Regions from separate parts of the Homo sapiens genome. Here region 2 is linked to region 1. Evidence: chromatin contacts called from ENCODE Hi-C or POLR2A ChIA-PET data. All regions are on one chromosome and are shown on one strand. The core of a region is the stretch at or near the end of the contact, and the rest is flanking DNA. Distances in the headings are between cores, read along the strand shown.

The links. Hi-C counts contacts between places; a loop is a spot of excess contacts on that map. ChIA-PET counts read pairs that join two places held with the same protein, here RNA polymerase II (POLR2A). Pooled maps may share reads with other maps.
Region 2: a loop to region 1 is called in a map of PC-9, with 5 times the contacts of the local background. The contact joins the promoter of CYP4B1 here to the promoter of MOB3C in region 1. A Hi-C loop is called at or near these places in 1 of 168 maps with a recorded cell type or tissue (PC-9) and 2 of 50 pooled maps. POLR2A ChIA-PET finds 5 or more read pairs at or near these places in 1 of 52 experiments (WTC11).

The regions. Positions count from the first base shown.
Region 1 is chr1:46,614,687-46,618,392 of GRCh38, reverse strand. It overlaps MOB3C (MOB kinase activator 3C), which reads left to right and starts at 1,582. Exons shown (of 4, transcript NM_201403.3): 1 at 1,582-1,682. RefSeq lists a silencer at 1,408-1,687 and an enhancer at 2,088-2,157.
Region 2 is chr1:46,797,064-46,800,769 of GRCh38, reverse strand. It overlaps CYP4B1 (cytochrome P450 family 4 subfamily B member 1), which reads right to left and starts at 1,724. Exons shown (of 12, transcript NM_001099772.2): 1 at 1,509-1,724. The coding sequence starts at 1,688.

The DNA of each region.
Region 1 (3,706 bases), core at 333-2,832:
CAATAAAAGATATTGATTAGGATATCAAATAAATAAAGAAGCATAGTTTAATTTGCTCCATAAGCAAGTGTTTGTTTATAGGGGATTCAGGGCAGAGAGTTAAGAGTCAGACATAAAAATACAGAGAACTTTAGACTGGGGCAAAAATTGGTGCTCAACAAAAGAACATACCCACAGTTCTATGAGCTGGGATTCTTTCTTTACTTTTATTTTAGGTTCAAGGGTACATGTGTAGGTTTGTTATATAAGTAAACTCTGTGTCATGGGGATTTGGTGTACAGATAATTTCATCACCGAGGTAAGCAGCATAGTACCTGATGGGTATTTTTGTCTCATCCTCCCTCCTCCCGCCCTCCACTCCCAAGCAGGCCCCAGTGTCTGCTGTTCCCCTCCTAGTATCTATGTATTCTCATTGTTTAGCTCCTACTTGTAAGTGAGAATATGCAGTATTTGGTTTTCTATTCCTGTGTTAGTCTGCTTAGGATAATGGCCTCCAGCTCCAGCCCATGTTGCTGCAAAGGATATGATCTGGGTTAAGGATCTAGCGTGTTCTCATGTCATCCAGCAACAGAAGGTCCAGACACAAGGGAGGTCCAGTGTGCCATGGTAAATGCCCACCTCTGGCCTCCAGCTCTCCCCTACCCGCATCTACTCACCTCCCACCCCTCCAGAGTGGCTTCTATGGCTAAGCTCTCTGCTTTGGGCTTCCTACCCTAGAAAGCCTCCAATCTTCCCTCCCATCCCAGACAGAGCAGCCAACTGGTCCCTGGGCCTGGGGGCCACGGTGTGCATTGAATGCTGGTGGGATATCTGTCTGTCCTCGAAGGAACCCAGGTGGTAGGGAGAGCAGATCAGATCTTGAGTGGTTTGGATTTGTCAGAAGGAAGGAGGGAGAGAAGGTATTCTAAAATGGAACAGCTGGGATAAGGGTCTGGAGATAAGAAATGGGGTGACTCTGGGTAAGGAGCAAGGAGAATCAGCCCAACCTGAGCCAGGCCCCCTCCCTGGTGAGGAGATGAAGTTTGTGATTTGAGCGCTCTTCTGGGGCTTGTCCCTCAGGGGTGAAGGACTCAGCTCATGATTCCCAAGGCGTTCATTTATTCCTTCACTCACCCATTCATTCATTCATCAAGTGGGTTTTGAGTTCCTGCTATGTGCCAGGAGCTGAGGATATGGGAGTGGATAGGACGGTCCCGATCCCTTATTGGGTCCCGGGACAAGTGTGACGCAGACGATTCTAGGAGGGCAAAGAAACCACCCTTATCTAGCAGCTCTTGTTTCTGCTCCAGAAGAAGCCGAGCGTTTTCCCATTTTACTGTCTGGGAACTTGAGGCTGCCTCCTTGGTGGAGGTCCAAGGAAGCACCGAGAGGGCGGGCAGCTCAGTTAGTCCTTTGTCCAAGGGGAAGCTGGGAGCCCCATATGGACTTTCCGGGAAGGTGGGGGCGAGTGCGTCTGTGTACTGGAGTGGAGGGGAGTCCCCTTTCTCCGCCCCTCCCCGCCCCGTGGCCGCGGCGTGGCGGGGCCGGGGCGGAGCTGGCGTCGCCCGGGGCAGGAGGGCAGCCGCGGCCGGCAGGACAGGCAGACGGACAGGCTGACAGGAGAGAGAACAGGCACTGCGGGACCTGCAGGAGAAAGGCGATCCTGTGGCTGGGAATGTGACCCCACGGCCAGAAGAGGACCCGTGAGTGTGCGCCGTGCCCCTGCGGCCTCGCCGCGCACCCCGCCCGCCTGGCTTCCACTTTCATTTCTTCGGCCGTCCTGGCGTGGCACAGTCCGGAGGAGAGTCCCGCCCGAAGGCAGGCTGGCCGCTGTCCTGAGGCTGGCGTCCGAGGCTCAGAGCTTCGAAAGTTGCGGGGGGGATTGTCGGGGTGGGGGAGTACGGGGCAGAGGGGAGGGGTTGGGGGGCGTGTTTTCGGGGAGCGGAAATGTCAGGCGGGCTCCTCTGGGTCCTACGACCTTCCTGGCCCTGGGAGCTGGTTTGAGGTTGCAGGGAAGCCGGGGGTGGGCGTGGGTGGCTGCGCGCCGCGAGGAGAGCGTGGAGTCTTCGCCTCTACTTTTTCTCTTCGACCTCTGTCCTAGAGAGAGTCCCAGGATGGATTCTGGGTTCAAACTGGGGCCATCCTCTGGCCCAGATCCTGGGCCAGGCCCAAGGAGTGGTAGATGTAGCCTAGCAGGGGGCTAAATATCAGAAACAGGTAGGGTCAGCCTGCTGTCTTCATTTGAGAAGCCCAGATCCGCACCCAGGGAACGAGCAAGGCACTGCCACTCCAGGAGTGAAAGGATAGCCATCACTGGGAAATGGGGGCTAGGACGGGGAACGGCAGTGGTTCAGGGAGAGACAGAGGTTCTGTGACAGATAGAAACTCAGTGAGGGCATGGGGGTGGGGAGTGAAGGGAGTTAACCCTGTGGCTAGAAGAGCACCTGCCCTGCACCCACCCCCTGAGCTTACATTTTCCTGGAAAGAGACCCAGGCCTTGAAGTTCCACAGGAGTAAGGTGGAACTCTAGCTCACTGGTCAGGACACCCCAGTTGCTGTGCGGAGTCAGTGTGTTGGGGACAGGAAGCAGGTTGGGCTGTTTGGTGGAGAAGATGCTTCCACTGTCCCTCCACTCCCCTCCTCTTCTCTGTCTCCACCAGACCATTGATGAGCCAGTGCAGGAAAATGGTCTTTTACTCTTGGTCATGAGCTGAGCCCCACCTTATCCCAGTTCCCAGTTCTGCTTGTAACTTGCTATGTGGACACAGGCTCCTCAAGTCCTCTTTTTAGGCCTCAGTTTCCTCATCTGGGCCTCAGTTTCCCCATCTGTACAAGTGAGTTGGGCCAGCTGATCTATCAGGGCTATTTTAACTCTAAGATTCTAGTCTAAGCTTTCCTTAAAGCCTGAACACTGACTTTGTGCCAGGCCTTGTCCTAAGCTGGGGGTGGGTTGGGGATGGAGTGGAGACTGCAATGACCAAAAGCAGCCTCTACCCAAGGAGAAGGAGATCTGAGTTCAGGAGAGGAGGCTGTGGGAGGAGGTAGCAGCCAATCTGAGGATGTGTGGTCAGGCAGGTGGAGGGATAAGAAAACATGCAGAGGCAAAAGAGTGGGGGCGTGTTCAGGAATCAGGAAGAAGCCCAGGGTGGTTGGTGTGGGGAGGTGGGAAGTGGGGCAGGAAAGGTAGGACAAGGTGCTGAATGCCAGGGTGGGGGCCTATTTCTAACTGTCATAAAGGGGGCCATGCAATGTGGGGAGCCCAGGAGCCCCGCCTAATTGCAGTGTGAGGGATTTTGGAAGCACTTGCCCCAAGCAGAGTTTAAAATGGAGATGGCAAATGAAGCGCAGAAATCTCTTTGCTCTGGAAACTGGGGTCCCACCCTGGGGACTTCTTTGGGTGAGAAGTCGAAGAGTCGGGATGGATGAGATGACCTTTCACATCTGTGAGTTTTTTTCAAGAGAACAAGTTCCTGCTGAATGGCCTGTTTCTACTCTCCAAGCTGCTCTCATTTTACCAGACTGCCCCCATCCTGGCCTGCCTTTGTGGGTTCAAGGAAGGACCTTTGTCTCAAACAGCTCCCCAGCTAGTTTGACTTCTTGCCAGAAGTAATACCCCTCCCCGAAATATGTGCCATCCCTTTGCTTTTACCCAGGTGTCACCTGGTTCCCACCCTCCCTTCCCCAATCCTGTCCCAGGGTTACCAGAGATGTGAGAAAGGACAGTGCT
Region 2 (3,706 bases), core at 475-2,974, 180 kb before region 1:
AAGCCTAGAGGTCAAGCTCATTTCTAGTGTCAATCAAGGAAGAGAAGCAGTGCCCCCATCCAGACTGAGAATGAGGAAAGTGAGTTCAGAAGGTAGGAGAAGGAACTTGCCTCACTCTGAGCCTCAATCTCTGGCATGTCAGCCAGGCGCGGTGGCTCACACCTATAATCCCAGCACTTTGGGAGGCCGAGGCAGGTGGATCACTTGAGGTCAGGAGTTTGAGACCAGCCTGCCCAACATAGTGAAACCCCATCTCTACAAAAATGCAAAAATTAGCTAGGCATGGTGGCGCGTGCCTGTGGTCCCAGCTACTTGGGAGGCTGAGGCACGAGAATTGCTTGAATCTGGGAGGCAGAGGTTGCAGTGAGCCAAAATTGCGCCACTGCACCCCAGCCTGGGAGAGAGAGCAAAACTCCCCATCAAAAAAAGAAAGAAAGAAAGAGAGAGAGAGAAAGAGAAGGAAGGAAAGAAGGAAGGAAGGAAGGAAGGAAGGAAGGAAGGAAGGAAGGAAGGAAGGAAGGAAGGAAGGAAAGAAAGAAAGAAAGAGAGAAAGAGAAAGAAAGAAAGAAAGAGAAAGAAAGAAAGAGAAAGAAAGAAGAAAAAAAGAAAGAAAGAAAGGGAAAGGGAAAGGAAAGGAAAAAGAGAGGGAAAGAAAGAAAAGTCTCTGGCATCTCTACCTGGATTCCCCAAGCTGGCTGCAGATCAAAACACTAACACTTGGACAGGTTTATAAATGTAAACTCCTAGTTCCAATCTGACAAATTGGAATCTCCAGGAACTGGAGGTCCAGGAATTTGCTCCTCCCAGTTGATTCCAATTCCCTGCCCTGTGTCTAATTAGAAACCTCTGGTCTAGATCCCCAATACAGTAGGAAACTAAGAGATCTTCCTGAGAGCAGGGGCTAAGGTGGTTCCCACCCTGGAGTAACAGGAAGACGAACCATGATCTGAACCTGGGAAGGTGTCACGGCTCCTGAGCCACCCATAGGCATGGCCGGGAGAGCCCTGCCTTTGGGGACACCAACCGCTTAGACACTCGGTGAGGTCTGTCATGTGGCGGTACTCATCTTCATGCTCACTCTCATTTCCTGCCTTACAAATGGAAATCTTTACACTACACACAACAACACGGACGCTGATTGAGCTTTCAATGGATTGCCTACTTCTATGTACTATCCAGAGGTTTTGGATTTCTGCCATTGCCTTTCTGTCATTGCTGAGCTTTTAGCAGAACCTGGTCCAAACTTTGGGCCTCAGAATGAGGAGAAGGTGTCTGTGCCATGCTTGAGCCCTGACTTGGAAGTTGCCCCCACTTCTGAAGTCAGCTTGAAAGGCTGGAGTGAAGGAGAAATTCCGGTGGGAAAGCTGAATGGAAGCCATGGATCCCAGGACATCATCCCCCTGCCCAAGTTTGAAGTCTCCCTCCACAGCCCCCTGGGAATTAGGCCTGATTCTCTGAAAGGAGGGAGGATGTTTTCTTTCTCCCCCACCCTCCCGACCTCCACATACCTCGAGGGCATGTCCAAAAAGCCAGTGGGTGGGAGGCCCTGGGAATTTGTCCATAGCCTTAGCCAACGTCTGCCTCCGCAGCAGCAGGTGGATGAGCTTGAGAAAGCCTAAGACCAAGATCAGCCCAGAAGCCCACAGGCCCAAGGAGGAGAAGCTCAGGGAGAGGAAGCTGGGCACCATGGTTGCAGTTCCAGCCACCTAGCCTTCATCTGACCTGCCTTCAGCTGCTCCTGGGTTCCTTTATACTCTGGACCCATGCATCTTGTCAGCGTCCAGCCCTAGCCACTCCCTGCAGCCAGCAGCAGCCAAGGCTGGGCTGAGTGCCATAAGGCGGAGACAGCAACCTCCAAAACTGCAAACAACAGAGGAGAGAGCCTAGTGGCCTTCTCCCAAAATTCAGCTAAAGAGAAACCTAATAGTGGACTCCAAAAAAAACAGGCAATGGGTATCCCACCTTGATTCCTTAGAACAAACAGATGGCAATTCTTGGTGTAATCATCAGCATAATAACCACTGTCTTCTCATACAAGCACTGTGAATGTTTCAGGCACTTTTTACATACTATCTCATTTAACCCAAACAGCAAGGAGGTCAGAGGCACTCACATTTTATACCCATTTCCCAGATAATGAAGCTGAGGCTCAGCTTGCCTATGCTTTCTCTCAAGAAAGCTTCCAGTGTCCCCTTCAATGTGAACCCTTAAGAGAGCTGGCATTTATGCTAGGCTCGCAATGCTTTGAGTTCTTTTTTGTGAGGCACCTTCAGAGACAAGGTTCTAGCCCCAAAAGGGAAATACCAGGTCAGAAAGGGGCCAACTCCACCCCTAAAACAATAGTGCCATTTTGACACTTAGGAACATAGAACTTTCAGGGTGATGAGAGGTCATCAAATTCAATCCCTCCTGGCTGGATGGAGCCACTTAAGCTCAAGAGAGGTAGGGAAATATCCAAAGTTGCACAGCAAGAAATTGGCAGCTCCCAGTGCCACAGCCCAGGCTTCTGTGGAAGAACAAGTTTGGCTCAGACCACTGCCTTGCCTGGGGAGGGTATGTTATTTGCAGAGGCAGGCAGATTAAAGAAATCAAACAAGATATGATGTGGCATGCAGAGACTTGAAACAACAAGAAATGCATCAATACCCCAGGACTAAAGGAAGAAGGGAAGAAAATCATGATCCTGTAGCTTGGTGGGGGTTGTATTTATGGGGAACACAGCTAGTGCGAGAGAAGTGATGCTGGAACAGTGGAAGAACAGAGCAAAAATGTCCTAAACTCTTTCATCTGCCATCTCCCATCTCCTACTAGTGTCTCCAATCAGCCAAGCCAATCAGAAGTGAAATGGCAAGGAGCCTGGGGAGTCAGTCTGCAGAAGTCAGCCTCCCAGCAAGATAAGAGCAAGGACAGTCTGGCAGGGAGGTGGCAGGAAAAAAACCAGCAATCAGGTGGACTTGGATCTCAAATCTCAGAACTCAGATCACAGGTTCTAATTCAGAGAATGATAAGCCATCAACATGGCTGCCTTATCCCCTCTGGCACAAGAGACCAAGCCTCCTCCTCTGCTGGGGAGACATAATGTCCAATCTTACCCATAGGCAGAGAAAGCAAGAAGAGAGTACAATGAAAGAACTCCAAAAGTGTCTTCTCCATTGGTCTGTCACACTTCCTGAAATTTCACATTTGTGCTTCATTTTATAGGATCGAGACATTGAGTGCACCATTTAAAAAGCAAGTCATGTTGTATCTTTGTTCTTATTGGTTTCAAACAACATCTTTATTTCTGCCTTCATTTCATTATGTACCCAGTAGTCATTCAGGAGCAGGTTGTTCAGTTTCCATGTAGTTGAGCGGTTTTGAGTGAGTTCATTAATCCTGAGTTCTAGTTTGATTGCACTGTGGTCTGAGAGACAGTTTGTTATAATTTCTGTTCTTTTACATTTGCTGAGGAGTGCTTTACTTCCAACTATGTGGTCAATTTTGGCATAAGTGCGATGTGGTGCTGAGAAGAATGTATATTCTGTTGATTTGGGGTGAAGAGTTCTGTAGATGTCTATTAGGTCCGCTTGGTGCAGAGCTGAGTTCAATTCCTGGATATCCTTGTTTAACTTTCTGTCTTGTTGATCTGTCTAATGTTGACAGTGGGGTGTTAAAGTCTCCCATTATTATTGTGTGGAAGTCTAAGTCTCTTTGTAGGTCTCTAAGG